Regions from separate parts of the Mus musculus genome. Here region 1 is linked to region 2. The links are chromatin loops, found by intact Hi-C in ENCODE. Cell type or tissue: heart. All regions are shown on one strand.

What was found. A loop is a pair of places that touch in the nucleus more often than their neighbours do. Peaks named below come from ENCODE experiments on the same cell type or tissue, not always from the same donor. Only the 100,000 strongest peaks of a DNase experiment are listed, where the experiment ranks them.
Region 1: a loop joins it to region 2, with 5 times the contacts of the local background. A loop is called at or near these places in 34 of 42 quality-filtered maps.

Annotation. Positions count from the first base shown.
Region 1 is chr9:111,493,765-111,501,764 of GRCm38, forward strand. No RefSeq gene overlaps it. Among named protein-coding and RNA genes, the nearest start is that of Dclk3, 59 kb to the left of the region's middle. In heart, a CTCF peak has its summit at 1,961 (motif pointing right); no DNase peak of the experiment used is centred here; H3K27me3 peaks cover 398 bases.
Region 2 is chr9:111,914,453-111,922,452 of GRCm38, forward strand. It overlaps 4930545L08Rik (RIKEN cDNA 4930545L08 gene), which reads right to left and starts at 4,277. Exons shown (of 2, transcript NR_166641.1): 1 at 3,837-4,277. In heart, CTCF peaks have their summits at 2,944 (motif pointing left) and 4,315 (motif pointing left); no DNase peak of the experiment used is centred here.

The DNA of each region.
Region 1 (8,000 bases), 420 kb before region 2:
TCTGGGCATTTTGTGGGTGGATTATCTTGATTACACTGAGGTGGGAAGACATGCTCACTGTGGGCAGCACAGCTTCCTGGGTTGGGACCTTGGGATATAAAGATGGGGAAGGAAGCTCAAGCAGCGGCCATCCTCTCTGTCCTGACTGCGTGTGGGGTGAGCATGTGCTCTGAGTTCCTGCTGCTTTGACTTTCCTGCCATGATGGCCTGGGTCTTGAGTTGAGAGCCAAATGAACCCATTTCTCCTGTCAGTTTCTTTTTATCAGGGTATTTTATGACAGCAACAGGAAAAGGAACCAAGAAATTTCTCCATATGAACTTTATCCATTTACCCATCCATCCACACCAAATAAATGTGTGTGTGTGTGTGTGTGTATGAGAGAAATAGAGAGAGAGGAGGGAGAGACAGAGAGAGAGACACAGAAAGAGACACAGAGAGAGAGAGACATAGACACACACAGAGACACAGAGATGGACACAGAAACACACAGACAAAGAGAGGGGGGAGAAACAGAGAGCAATGCACACAGAAATAGAAAGAGACAGAGAGAAAGAGAATGTTGTATGGTTTCTGGAGAGACACAAACAGATACAACACCAATGGCAAACTAGAGAAGTGATTCTGCCTCAATCTAGCTTGGTGATCAGTTAGTTGATTAGGGTTATTTCCAGGAGTATGGATGAAGAGTTACTTACAAGAGCATGTGTGTCTCAAAGGTGGCTGCATGGCTGAAGAACCCACTGTAGCATAAGGGATAACTCTGGGAAGCTGCATCACCGGAGTTCCCTGCTCAAGTTGCAGGCAGCTCTCCCGGAGTCCACCTCCTCATCCCTCCCTCTGTTGCTTACCACGTGTATACACAATCTTACATTTTAGATAGCATGTACCTGAGTCTTGTAACTTTAGTAACTTTCCTAGCTGTGGAAGTTTAGTTTTAAGTCTTTTGAACCTCTCTCCCTCCATTCCTCCGTCTCTCCCCCTCCTTCCCTCTCTCCTTATCTCCCCCTCCTTCCCTTTAAGGGGAATGTTTCAATTCAGAGGAAATAGCTACACAGTAGTCAGAGAGACAGAGACACAGTTACACATAGAAGCAGAAAAACAGGAAAACAAACTAGAAAGAATGAAACCATTTTATACACTGTAAGTTAAATATTACAGACAACAGGAGGTGCACCTTTTTGTCTTTTCTTCTCTTCCTTCCTTTCTTCCTTTCTTTCTTTCTTTCTTTCTTTCTTTCTTTCTTTCTTTCTTTCTTTTTCTTTCTTCCTTTCCTTTCCTTTCCTTTCCTTTCCTTTCCTTTCCTTTCCTTTCCTTTCCTTTCCTTTCCTTTCCTTTCCTTTCCTTTCCTTTCCTTTCCTTTCCTTTCCTTTCCTTTCCTTTCCTTTCCTTTCCTTTCCTTTCCTTTCCTTTCCTTTCCTTTCCTTTCCTTTCCTTTCCTTTCCTTTCCTTTCCTTTCCTTTCCTTTCCTTTCCTTTCCTTTCCTTTCCTTTCCTTTCCTTTCCTTTCCTTTCCTTTCCTTTCCTTTCCTTTCCTTTCCTTTCCTTTCCTCCTCCTCCTCCTCCTCCTCCTCCTCCTCCTCCTCTCTCTCTCTCTTTCTCTCTCTCTCTCTCTCTCTCTTTTTCAACACAGGGTTTCTTGAAACCCTGATGGGACACACTCGCTCCATTTCTATGACCAGTGTGAAGCATGTAGCTGAATTCTTGGGCCTCTGTTGATGTGAATGCCTCCGAAGACATTAGCTGACCTCTGGCAGAATTTCCCAGTATCCCCTAAAATGCAAAATAAACCCTACGTTGGAATCCAATTTTCTCTATAATCAGTTTGATACTTGGTGTGTATTTGTGTTAACATTTTTTTTTGATTATTTAAACAACAAACACCCTCAAATCATTTAAAAATCTTACAGAGAACTTGATTATGTTGATGAAGGACAAACTGGACTTTCCACATTTGAGCAGCAGGTGGCGCTCCTGGCATTTGGAATCGCACTGACGCAGCGGCTGAGCTCGATGGTGGAGGATGCAGTTTGCTGCTGGTGCATTGCAGTGGGCAGGAGGTGGTGATGCATTTTATTAACTTCCTGTTTTGCTTGAGACAAGGTCTTGTTACATAGCCATGTTGGTGTCAAACTTGTAATTCTCCAGCCTCAGCCACCTCAGTATTGGAGTAATTGGTGTGTACCCCACTGGAGTATTGGGTCATCCACACTCATTCCAGGCAGGAGGCCGGGCTACTGTTGAGCCTTTGGACTATGTTCTGTATTTGTTCTTTTAAGAGTGAAAAGTAGTTCTCAGTCTCTATTTTATACGAACCCGGGATCATTCTGTTTCCAGGGATAGGTAGCTGCTGAGACTGCCCCATTGTCCACCCTTAGGGCACCTCAGGATCTGGTGAGGCCAGGTGCCCTGGCATTTGGGTTCCTGGGTCCCTAGCTCTTTTTGCCCTGTTACTACCTAAGGTCTTAGGACCTCCACATGTCTCACTGCCTGATGCCTGAGAGCCTTAGAGATGCTCCTGAGAGCAGTGACTCTGCCTGGCACTGTCGCTCAGCAGCCCCTCCCCCAGCTCTGGGACATCAGTATCTCCTCATTGCTAAGGCAGGAAAAGGACAAACTTTGACCCCCAAGTTGGTTCTTCATCTTTTTTTTTGCCAAACATCCTAAAGGCCAAGGAACCCAAAGAGCTCCTATAGGAACCCAAGGAGACAAAGGCAACCGGGAGCAGAGAAAGCTAGAGGCTTACAACGAGCCTCCCAGCTGTGGGTCTGCAGAGCCTACTGACCTGCTTTGCCTGCTCTGAAGTGGGCAAAGTAGACTACACTAAAGCAGACTCCAGAGCACTTTCCAGAACAGTGTGCCTGTCTTGTCTGCCAGGATTACCCTGGTTAGGATTGTACATTATCATGGCTATTGTGAACACCGCTAGCTGGAGATACTAGTGCCCTATCCTTAACTAAGTAAAGAATCTCTGTGGACATCCTAATAAGAATCTGAAGTGTGTGTGTGTGTTTGTGTGTGCCTCTGTGTGTGTGTGTGTGTGTGTGTGTGTGTGTGTGTGTGTACAGGTGAGTGTGGAGCCAGAGGATAGCCTCAGGTCCTGTCTACTTTGTCATTTGAGACAAGGCCTCTCAATTGACCCGGGGTCCCATAGGCTGGCCAGCTAATGGGCCCCAGGATCCACCTGCTCTTACCTCTTCAGTGATGAGATACAAGTACACACCACCACGTGCAGCTCCTTAGAAGGGGTTCTTGGCTTGAGTTCAGATCTGAATGCTTGCATGGTGAGCATTTTATTGCCCCGGAGTTCAGACTTAATCTACCTTAGCCAAGAAGCTGAGTAAATTACTTTATTTGAAGTTAAACTAGGGTTTTTTGAGTTTTCCCTTACTACCAGGGCCGGTGACATCTTGACAAATGAGCAAGGGTGAACAGGTAAGTGTTCCTGATAGACTTCAGGCTGGGCAGCCTGGCAGCTCACTAAATAGCCACCAGGTGGCGCTGCATACAGCACTGCAGGCCACCTTTCCCGTGTGAGTCGCTGAGCCGTGGCTGGCCTTGGAAGTAGCATTGCTTGGATCAGGAAGGGTAGAGTTTTGCTTGTGCACAACAATGCCTTGCTGCTCATGCTCCTGACCTTGTACCCTAGGGACTGTAGCTATTATTGGTTTCTGATGAATGCTTTTCTGACAATCTGGCTTAGCATCTTTCTCATTTTCTGCCTTGCTGGGTTTAATGTCTCAAATCGGGATATTTCTGTCTGACAGATAAGGGCTGTATCATCAGAACAAGATGTTCTTGCTTGTGGTGATAAAAAGCCTCTACAGCGCTCGGCCCTGGCATAGCCTGATTCCATCCCAGGGCAGGGTGAAAGCCAGGGTGGCTGGACCAGGGGCCAGGGTGGGCAGTGCTGGAGTCAGAGGTGAAGAGGACTTCAGAGGAGGGGCTGTCACGAGAAAAGGCTTACAGTTGGAAGGATGATTAAGGTTGGAGAGGGGCTGCAGAAGGAGCTTAGGAACAGAAGTTCACAGAAAAGTACAAGCATGCTATTTGCATTTTAAAAATGTCTGCTTTGCCATAGACACTGAGCAAGCCAGAGAGACGTGTTCTCAAAGTTAAGATGGATCTGTCAAATTGCTTCTTGGAAACACATTTTCTGGGTTCAGTAGGGCACAAGTTTGGGTTGCATTTGCTATTGGGGATTCTTTGGCAGGGTGGTAGGCGGGTGATGTGGAGTCAGCTGTAAGCTACGGCCACACCCGAGGGCTGCCACACCTGAGGGCTTTGAGTCCTTTGGGTTTATTTGTGCTTATTCTCTGAGAGAGGGAGGGAAAGGAGAGAGGGCGTGAGATAGAAATTGAGATAGATAAATAGAAAAAGAAGGTTGGGCTTGGACATCAACCCGAGAGCATCAGTCTTTCTCTCCTTCTTTCCTCTTGTACTTTTTTCTTTTCTCTTCCATCTCTTCTCTCTCCCTTCTTCCCTCCCCACTGCTCGCTCTTTCTCTCACCCACAGCCCCAATTCTTGGGTCGGGAAAAGATTAGATCAGGCTAACTTAGAACTGGCCAGCATGAAGGAAGAGATAAGATCTTGAGATTGAACTGCTCATATTGTACATTTTTTTCCCCTAATAGCAGCTGCTGACAGACAAGAGACCCGTGTACCGCTGCAACCTTTAAAAATAGCTAAGGGTCAGCCAACATTTTAAGATTAGAAAACTAAAATGAGCTAGACATATCCAAAACATCGATTCTATTGATCACAACCCTAGAGCTGTGTTTCCACATGCTGAAAAATTGTTAGCGAATCATTGTATGATGAAAATATGTTTTTATTCCTGCATATGGCAGTACCTTAGAAATGTTGAGATTTTGTGTTGGAGAGATGGCTCCAAGATCACGGACTGCTCTTCTAGAAGGCCCAGGTTCAATTCTCAGTACCGGCATGATGGCTCACAACCATGTGTAACTTCCATTCCAGGGGATCTGACACCATCTTCTGGCCTCCTCACACACTGGACATATACAATGCATAGACATATAGATAGGCCAAGCACACAGACACATTCAATAAATATACAAATTAAAAAAATCTAAACATTTAGATTTGGAGGTTGTGTTTATGTGTGGTCTAAGGTGTCATAGTTTGAGAGCTTGAAATATTTACTTTCTAAAGAATTTTTTTCACATTTAAAATTGTATTGCTTTATTGTGTATGTGTAATGTACATGTATAGACACGTGTATGCCACAACACATATAAAAGCCAGGGAACAACTTTTTGTGAGCCAGTTTTGTCCTTTTCTCATGGGACCTGATTAAGGAAGACCTTCCCTGACATTGACCTCTGACCTCCACACACAGATGTGCACATCTGCCCTCACGTGTGCAGGAGCATGTACATACAGACAGATTTATTGAGCTCATGCATTGACAGGACATGTAGATACATGGATTAATCTCTGAATGTGTTATGGCCAGCGATTAGCTGATCAAAGTGGGGCATGGCTGGGTGGTCCAGCCTTGGCTGCAGTGACTGAGGAAACTCTCACTGAGACCAAGGCTCTCTTGGGTAGGATCTGCATCCTCCACGGGCCAGCAGTCTCTGCTGGGACACCTCGGTCACTGCAGTATTTAGCGACAGAAGTAAGGCCCCAATGCAAACCTGTATCTCCAGCCTCGCCCTTGGTGGTCAAAGCGAGTTTACAGCTGGCCTCAAAGCCACGGAGCAAGGAATATATTCCACACTCGGGGAAGTTCAAAGACGGGGCAAACAGTATGGACAGATGGAGATATAGGAAATTGGTTCCCAAAATGCAATAGTGCATATGAATGAAATTACGCATTAATCAGAAAATGGCTCTTTGATGTTACTGTTAGCTTGACACTCACACCTAAAGTCATTTTTTTTACCATCTTCTAGAACCTTCCTTGCTGCTATCTTCCAAAAGTATCCTGAAACCTCCACCTCCTAGGCAGATACATCTTATGCATGCCCAGCTTGCTCCAGGTAGCCAGCCCTCCCTACATTTTGTATTCTTCAACCTTACCCTTGCTTCACCACTAAATTACAAGTTCTGCTTCCTCTGAGATGCCCCGACTTGGTACCAGCTTCTTTCTCAGAACAGCAGTTCTGTTCTGAACTTGCGTTATTGGTCATCTCTTGGGATTGCTGGTCTTATCTACAGCTGAGAAGTCTCTATGAGTCTGGGGCAGTGCTGAACCCACTATCTGGCTCAGCAGCTGGCTCACCAGGCAATGCTCAGCAAATGCTCTTTGTCCTGATGCTGGGAGCAAAGGGAAAGTGGCTCTCGTGGAGCATCGAAGCCAGGGCTCCTGCCTCGGTCATCACAAACACAGCCTGCCCTGTCATTGTCATCCTCCTGGTCATGTTTGGACCTCGCTGAGGAGCAAGTCGCTGGAGGCTCCCAAGTCCCACCCCACAGTCCTGCTACTCACGTCGCTCATTACGCTGTTCGATATCTGATGCCTAGCCACATTGATCTGCGTCTTTTTGCTTTACCCGGAGCTGATTAAAAGGCAAGAGAATTGGCTTGTATTAGCTGATAATGAAGTCTGTGTTTATGAGTCAGGAGTCTGCTTGCTTGGAGCATCTGTCCTGCCCTGGCTTTCTTTCAGCGTGGTTTCACCTGTTGTCCCCACTCCTGGAGAGCTTCCAGGTGCCTGGAAGAAGTCACAGCTCTGTTCTATCCCAGCTTTACACAGGACTTCCTTAGAGTCAGGACCCGAGAGCTGCCTCATCACCCTGGTAAGGGTCACAGTGGCGGTGACCCTTAGCTTTTATAAAAAATTTAAATGGGGGAATATGCTGTGTCTAAGGTGGGTGTCACACCCTTGCACCGACTACAAGCAGGCTTTGATAGCAGAACACTTCAGGCACACTCCCATCAGAAAGAACAGTGAGTGTCCCCCATACCTCCTAGACCCGATGGCTGGTAACATCTTCCGTTTCTTGTCGTATTGTTCCCCCACCTTTTACTTTGTTGGGCGATTTTAATTTTTATTGTTATTTTCTCTTCTCTAATTTTGTCATGTGTGTGTGTATGTGTGGGTATATTTATGCGTCTACATGTATGTTTCTGCATGTGTGTGGATGCATGACAATGTAAGCACATGTGTGAATATGTCCACCTGCATGTGAGGCTTCAGACTGATGTCTGGATTTATCCTCCACTACTTTTCCGACTTAGTCATTGAAGCAAGGCCTCTCAATCAAACCCGGAGCTCACTGAGATGACTAGCCTTGCTAGCTAGCTTGCTCTGGGGAGCCCCGTCTTTGCCTGTTGAGGCTGGAATTAGACATTTACAGAGCTGAGCTCTGGTCCCTGATGTTTGCGTGGCAAGCATTTAATTTCGAAACCATCTCCCCAGCTGCTGGGTAATTTTTAAACAAATCACAGATGTCAGACTGTTTCATTCTCGAATACTCAGGCAGTTGACAAATGTCCTTCTGCCTGATATTCGTCCGTAGATCTCTGAGGTTGATAACATTCTCTGGTTTCTCCTCAGTATATTGAGCATCTAATCATGATTTTTTTGTTTTGTTTTGTTTTGTTTTGCCACATTGTTCCTTTGCTTCTCCAGGGACATTGCAAACAAGAGACATGAGGTTTGTTGAGCCTTGTCCCCACGTTTAGTTAATAACTATTGTAACATGTCATGAGGCATATGACGAAGTGTGTCAACAAATCAACAATCACGGAGCCTGTCACCACACTGATACATGGTGTGGGCCCAGAAGGTGGGACTTGGGGAATGACCAAGATTAGGTGAGGTTGCATCTCAACCTCTTTAACGTTGGCTTCAGGTTGTGAAGGGAACATCTGGCCCACGTGTGAAACTGTAACACCAGAGCCGAAGGACCTACCACAGGACAGAGATGAGTCCACGAGACCCTGAGTGAGTCACAGGGCTCTCAGTGTGCCCACTTGGCAGATAGCGGGCTGCTGAAGGCATCTTGGCATCTGATGGCCTTTCTTTTAT
Region 2 (8,000 bases):
CCCCTCTCTCCATCCTTACAGTTTCTGGTCCCTAATCATGTCTGCTGGGTACCTCCCCTGCATCCTCTGTTCCCCTCACCTCAGTGCATCTCTAGCTGAGGCCTGGCCGCCATCCTTTCTCACCAGGATTATTTGGGGATTATTTTTTATTTACTTTTTTTTTCATTTTTTAAAAAGATTTATTTATTATTATTATTATATTTTTCTTTATATAAATTTCAAATGCTATCCCGAAATTTCCCTATACCCTCCCCCGCCCTGCTCCCCTACTCACCTACTCCCACTTCTTGACCCTGGCATTCCCCTGTACTGGGGCATATAAAGTTTGCAATACCAAGGGGCCTCTCTTCCCAGTGATGGCCGACTAGGCCATCCTCTGCTACATATGCAGCTAGAGACATGAGCTCTGGTTAGTTCATATTGTAGTTCCACCTATAGGGTTGCAGACCCCTTCAGCTCCTTGGGTGCTTTCTCTAGTTTCTCCACTGGGGGCCCTGTGTTCAATCTTATAGATGACTGTGAGCATCCACTTCTGTATTTGCCAAGCACTGGCATAGCCTCATATGAGACAGCTATACCATGGTCCCTTCAGCAAAATCTTGTTGACATATGCAAAAATGTCCTATTCTTATTACACATCCATGGTAAGATGTTCAAGTTTAGAGTTTCTCATTCAGAATGACTTCACGTGTGCTTTTCACCTGTGTGCAGAGTTTTCCATAAGCGCAGTCATGATAGAAACAGAAAGCGTTTTGTTTTGTTTCTTTTGTTTGTTTGTTTGTTTGTTGTTTTTTTAACATCTTTTGTCAGTCTTCTCCCAGCTCTCTTCTCAGGACTGGCAAATGACTCAGTGGGTAAAATGTTTCCTGTGCAAGCAGGAGATCTGACATGGAATTCACCGAACCCACAGAAATACCAGACCTTGTGGCATATGCGTCTGTAATCTCAGATGGGGATGAGCTGCTGGGAGGGGAGGAGAAACAGGTTCCCTGGAAGCTCACAGGCCAGCTGGCTGGTGGTGACTCAAAACAGGAGGCTATCTCAAAGGAGGGAGAAAGCGAAGACCAACACTGGCGGTCTACCACACACTGTAGCGTTTGCACACACACACACACACACACACACACACACACACACACACACAGATACCTACACACACATGCACTAACACATGATAAAATAAATAGCTTTTGGTAATGATTGTAGCACTATATTTACATAGCTAATCACACCAGGATCAGCTCCTGGTGTGACTCTTTAAGGACAAATGAATAACACGTTTTTACCTTAACTTTAAGATTCTCTGTCTTTTAATGGAAGCACCTGCACTGCCCTCTGTGTAACAGGGGGAAGTTGGGCGCGTGGTATCTTATACACTGAGTTTTGACAGAAACTCTTGTACAGTGATGTGAAAGCCTAAATGAAGTATGGAGGAACCAAGACTACAACCAAGGAGAATGGAGACGTTGTGGCCTGTTATCACCACTTTTATGAAGCTGGAGAAAAGTCATTATAGATCACCTTGTCACATAGAAAAGAACCTTTTGTATTTCCAAAACAACAACAAAAACCCTTAATTTTTCTATTGAGTTGGAAATGAACCCCACATGTAAGCACTCTCTTCAGAGATTAAGCAGAAACTAGCTCATATTTCCATAGGATCTAAAGCACAATAGTAACACCTTTTCCACAAGGACCTCCTAAAACTAGCAACTTTTTACTGGTGTTTTATACAACTTAGTTGTGACCAAAGATAATCCAAGTTATAATGTAATCCACTACATTATATAATGGAATCCAATCCATTATAGGCCGCCATCTACGGGAGCTGTCGTGACAGTCACTGCAAGTGGGGCTTCTCATCAGAGCAGGAACATGGTGACACATGTTCCTAAGACACAAAACACTTGGGTTTTTTTTTTAACCCTTAAAGGTTTATTTCAGTGTGTGTGTGTGTGTGTGTGTGTGAGAGAGAGAGAGAGAGAGAGAGAGAGAGAGAGAGAGAGAGAGAGAGTCAGTCTACAGGCCCATGTAGGTACCCAGGGAGGCCAGAAGAGAAAGTAGAATGACTAGCGGTCGGAATTACATGCAATTGTGAATTGCCGGATGTGGGTGCTGGGAACATCACGCTGGTCCTCTGCCAGAGCAGCAAGTGCTCTTAACCACTGAAGCATGGAGCACTTCCTCCACACAGAGGGCGATGGGTGTACACATACTGTATTGACCTTAAATTCCCCATCCAGACTCCAATCAAAATGCCCTCCTCAGCACTCCAAGAATCAGGAACAACTACAGGGGAGTGGTAGTGTACAGTTTCCTCTGGACACAGAAATTTGGGAGAAAGTCAACAAAGCAGGCATCTTGCCTTCGCTGCCACAAGGCTATCCGTTAGCAAAGGCCAGCCTCTGAGGTACCCTCCACAGTGTCTCCCACGTGACCCCGCGCACCCTGCAAGGCCAACCCCCTGGCAGGGCATCTTCTGTCTCCAGGCTTCCCTCTGGTGGCTGGCATGACCCTTCTTCTATCCACGGGTAGATTTTTCCTTCTCCTCTTGTCAGCCCAAAGCTCTCCTATGTATCCTTCAGAATCCAGGCTACATTTCTTTTTGTCTCACATCATCCCGTGCCAGTGCTGATCCAGGGACAGGGGAATCCCTCTCCCCACCGCCTCCCACTTCACACACAAACTTCAGATCACTATCAGTCTTCTTTGTAGGAGGCTTTGACTCAGTTTTACATTGCAGAGTTCTCATCTTCTGAGCAATCAAGGGGAACTATGACACTGTATAAGCATGTAAGCATCTTTCTGGCGCTGTAAACCGATGCGCCTTTGTCGTCGTTGGCCATTCCCCTTCTGCTGCTGTTTAAACAAGACCCCAAGCAACTGCTTCAGACCGCCCTAAGCCGGGATGAATAAAAGGGGAACACTGCCCTCTGGAGGCTGCAAAGAGAAGAGGGCTTCGTGTTTGGTCTCTAAAGGAAAGAAAGTAGCATCCTATTTCACAAACTCAAAGGCAGGCAGGTGAGCTTCCATGAGCACCGCTAGAGATGGAGTCATCTGTCCACAGGGGATATATTTTTAAGAATCTGAGAGAAATCAGAGACATAATTTTGAAATGAGCAAGTGAAGGTCATTCCTGAGACTCCAGTTGTCTACTGGGAGTCCCTAATGCTCGAGGTACCTCATGTTTGATGTAAGGTGTTTTGCTGGAGAGGGTAATTCTATGTATGTGGAAGAAATGCAAAAACCGATCCAAACCAAGCCAAACCAAACAAACCAACCAAAAAAAAAAAAAATAAAAAAAAAAAATAAAAAGAAGAAAAAGAAGAAGAAGAAGAAGAAGAAATGAAACAAAACAAGAACCCAATAAGAACCCAATTAGTCCGTGTGGTGGTGCAAGTCTTCAGTCTTAGCATTCAGGAGACAAAATTGAGATGATTAGGAGTTCAAAGCCAGTCTCATCCATTTAATGAGTTCAAGGCTAGGTTGTTCACAGAGATACCCCCCTCCCATACACACAATTCAGAAAAAAAAAGTACCAACCAACAACTCTATGCTATATATTTCTTAATATTTTTGACACAAAGAGTAATGCCTAAAATTCATTTCCCTCTATAACATTGTAAGGGAGTTAACCAATAAAACACTTTTTGTTGGGGGTTGGTAGATTGTAAGAACTCATTAGTCTCCCTGTGGTTAAACCCTAGGGCAAAGAAAATAAATAAAGTTAAATTAAATTAAAACAGTTTTCTATTGGTTAAAAAGAATAAAAAGGGAAAATGGAAGACAAGCACCCACCTGGAACAAGACGGAGAAACAAAATGGCGGTTATTTACCTGAAAGAGAAGAGCCAGGGAACAGGCAAGAGTGGGTGGGTATCCTGGAGCCTCTGCAAGCCCACAGGCAGTTAGAAGAGTTTGAATGGAAGCTGCGCAGACAGAAATTCCAAGTGAGGCTGTTAACTGTGAGTAGCAGAGAAAGTCAGCACTTTCCATTTCCATGGGTGTGCCTTCACAGGCATGTGTACACACACCTGCAAGTGCAGGGCATGGTGGGTGGCCTGCCCCATAGTTGCTTCTTAGTGAGTCGCCCAAGTTCATCCTGGAATCTCCAGTTCAGGAACTCAGAGCTTCCGTCTCAATATTTTTAACGTTTCAAACTCGCGATGCAAGTCTGTAAGTACCAACCCTCCCCTGCTTGGAACTTCCTACCATAGACATCCCATACATCAGGACCCTGTTTTCATCTGGTCCAGTGCAGGATGCTGAGCTGTGCTTGAGGCGCCGGCGCTGGAGCTGGTGGAGAGCGCCACCTGCTGTCGCTCGTTGTGCCTTGTGTGCTGTGTGTTCCAGAGCTTCCGCCACTTGGACATAGCTTTCCTCAAGATAGTCTTGGTTCTTTTGGGTCATTTTGCCCAAATGCAAACGCATTTGCATTGTGGAGGGTGATGATAACCGAGAGAAAAACCTCAAATGAAACACAGTTTCTGCATGTTTAACCCACAGTAAAGGAGAGGAAAAGAAAAACTGGCCAGCTTCTTCTTCTTCTTTTTTTTTTTTTTTTTTTTTTTTGAGACAATTTTACAAGGTCAGTTAGAGAATTCAATTCTGTGCCCCAGGAAAAGCATCTAAAAGCCATTCTCCCGGCTTTATAAGATAAACGAGTTGGAATAGCATCGATATTGAACACTCTCAAATTAGCAAACAGCTTCGTCCCTGGCTCATACAGGGAACCCATTCAGTCAGCTTGACTGTAAAATTCTCCAGCATTGGTTTCAGCCCCATGGACCCCCCCTTGCCACCCCCACACACTGTGCTCCACTTCTGTTTGCAAAGGGAGGCTAGAGGAGGGGGAAATGAAAGAGGCGTAGGTTTAGAAGACCCACTAAATACAGAAGGTGGGGTCTCTAGTACCACACACATCTCTTTAATGTGATTGATTGGAGGGAAACCCTTCTTATATTTTTGGTTGTGAGCCTAGCCTTTAATGGCTGATCCATCTCTCCAGCCTGGGGTAAGCATTCTTGACAACAACCCAATGTGTGTGTGTGTGGGGGGGGGGGGGTGTGTGTCTTATTTTCTTCTGATCCCTGGCTTTCTCAGCAGTCTTTACTCACACACCACCTTTGCAGCTATAATTATACAAGGCACCCTGTAATGTGAGTCAAAATGCGCTGCACTGGAAATCTGAAGAGCTGGGCTTAGTTTTAGTGCTTTACAGCAACTGCAGAAGTGGCCTCAAGGTGCTAAAATTCCCCCCTAGATTCCAGTTATTTCACAGGTAAGAAAGGTATGTACTTTGGTGGCCAAAACCGTATCTGACCTTGGAGGCATGTCATGTATTGTGACCATAAGAACGCCCATTAATAAGACTACATTTTTAGAATAGTATAATTAAAAGGAATAATTTGTAAAGGTGATTTAGCCTTCGGAATCCCCAGTTGACAGAAGCAGTGGGCACGCTACTGTATTGTTATCATCACTCCTTAAGATGATGGCATAGAATTTTGTTGGGTAGCCTGAGAGAATTGCATCTGAGTGTGTGACTAACAAGAGTTCAAGTTTAAAGCACAATTCGTGTGAAATATCCAACAGAGAAGATAGCTTCATTTCACAATCATGCTGGTATCTTGAGTTGAATTACCACTCTCAAAAATTATCATCGTAAGCCACAGAGATCGGGGCTTTGTATCTGTGCCAGTAACAAGTTATTTAGTCTGGAATCAGCTAAGGCTGCCTTATGTTGGCCCTCATACTGCAATGCAGACATCTGTTTAGGGAAGCTGATGTGTGTAGCTATCCTATTTTTTATTTGTGTAGTATATTTTGAAAAAAAAATTGGTTTAGAAATCTTTTTACATGTATTATTTACTGTGTGCCTGTGAGTGAAGTGGAAATGTAAGGGTTCTTTGTAAAATCGGCTGGATGGTGTTTTGTTTGAGAAAACACATGAAGGAACATTTTGCTGAAGCAGACACAGGAGAGAGGATGTGCTGCTCAAACAAGCATGTGAAAGGAAACGTGATGAAAGATGCTGTGCTAATGACACACGTTTATTGTTCTGCCTTACAATGAGCAGTTGAACTGCGTTTGTCAGGATGCCATAGAGAGAAATGACCACAATCTTCTGGCGGTGTACTGCAGTTTCTTGCTGCTTCCCCGGACTTGGGCTCATTGAATGCACATGCAAGGCACGTGGAGGACACCTGATGTTTGGAGGGTATAAGTAGGACTCCATGGAGTGATGAAAACAGAGAGCTTGGTTTGCCGGTACAGCTAGCTGTCAATGCTGTAGGTCTTGCATCTTCAGTGATCATCCTTTCCCTGAAAGAGGCACAGCTGAGAACTTCTCCTGGTGTTCCTGCTGGTCCCTCCTGCTGACTTAAGCTGAGACTGAAGCCTGGCTGTCTCTGCTAGGTTGTGTCACCGATGTTACCAACTCTACCAAATTGGACTGTGGTATATCTGTGAAGTGTTTGAGAGTGGATGAAGCTGCCACTGCCTGCTAACCTGTGAAGTGAACTGCGGATTTTCAGACAACATAGACAGGAGTTGCTCCAAAGAACAACTAAACAGGCCCACTTTCCCCTTATCCTTCCTTTTCCACTACCTTCAGTGGGTGGTGGGTTACAAGGAAGGTTAAAGGACCATCATTAAACATAGGGTTTGAAAAAATTAAGGTTACATACCATGGAGTGTTTGTGGACATCAGAGGACAGCTTATAGGAGTCAGTTCTCCCTGTCACCAGGTGGGTCTTAGTTGATTGACTTCAGGTTGTCAGACTTGGCAGCAAGTGTCCCTAACCACTGGGCCATCTCATTATCCCTACAAATATTTTTTTTAAAAAAATTAATGTCTTTAAGGTTGAGAGCAATGGTAATATTATTTCCCAAGTAATTTATAATTTCCCAAAGAGTACAAACTGAATATTTGCATATCCAAGTATAGTCAATGATATAACAATGATTATCTTGAGTTAAAAACAAATACGGAAGCAATGACAAAAATCCACACCCACCCAGTCTGTAGGGCATTGTGAGACAACAATTTCCATAAAATCAGCATGGTTCAAGTAACTAGACAGTGTGACCATAACTGCCTTTCATTCTTTCCCAGTTCTCTTAACTTCCTTTAGGGATCAAATCACTAAATTTGAGGCGAAATGATATTAAAATAAGACCAGAAAGGCATCTGAAATGCTTAATGATGTGCCAGAATGCACTCATGGCTCTTTCTTTCCTTTTTATCTCCCCTCTCCTGTTGGGGTCATTTTGTCCCCGCCACTGAATCACGAGCTTCCGGACACTAGGCAATGCATTCAGGGAGTGTAAAAAAGTTAGACCCTCAGTGGCACTGGCAACTCATCTCTTACTCCCCTCGGTGCTTTCTCACAGCTAGCCCCTTCCATTGCCCCAAAACCTCAGACTCAGTAAAAGGATGTATCCATTCTTCTTCTAAGTCCATCCCAGCGTATCTTTCTGCTTCTGGATGGCCTTTTTTTCCCAAAGGGACTATAAGCACAGCCATCGCAAACCCGTCATAGGATGCTTTGGATAGCAATTTTCACCTTTCCTTCCGCTTCACTCATGTATCCCAATCTCCACATCAGGACCATTTGCACTGCTTTGCATGGCTCATCCACTAGAAATAGCATGCTGCCTATCTAGTGAGGTCGTGACAGTTATAAAATCCCGCAAATACTCTCCCCGGTGTGCTGTAGCACTTCAGGCTCTGGTTTAATTGGTGATGCCTTATAAAGGTTACTGGGTTTGCGTTAGCTTCTAAAAATAAACAAGACTATTCAGTTAAGTCTAACTTTTTCTTATTAACTTACCAACTATCAAGAGACTTGGGTCCACTATGTGAAGCTGAAGGCAACTTTGAAGTCTGACATTTTAAATAAAAACAAAATCTATTTTCTATTTCCCAAACCAGCTAGAACATCTTTTATGTGGAAAGGTCAGTTTTTAAAATGGTCTGATAACTTGCCAGCTGTTGAA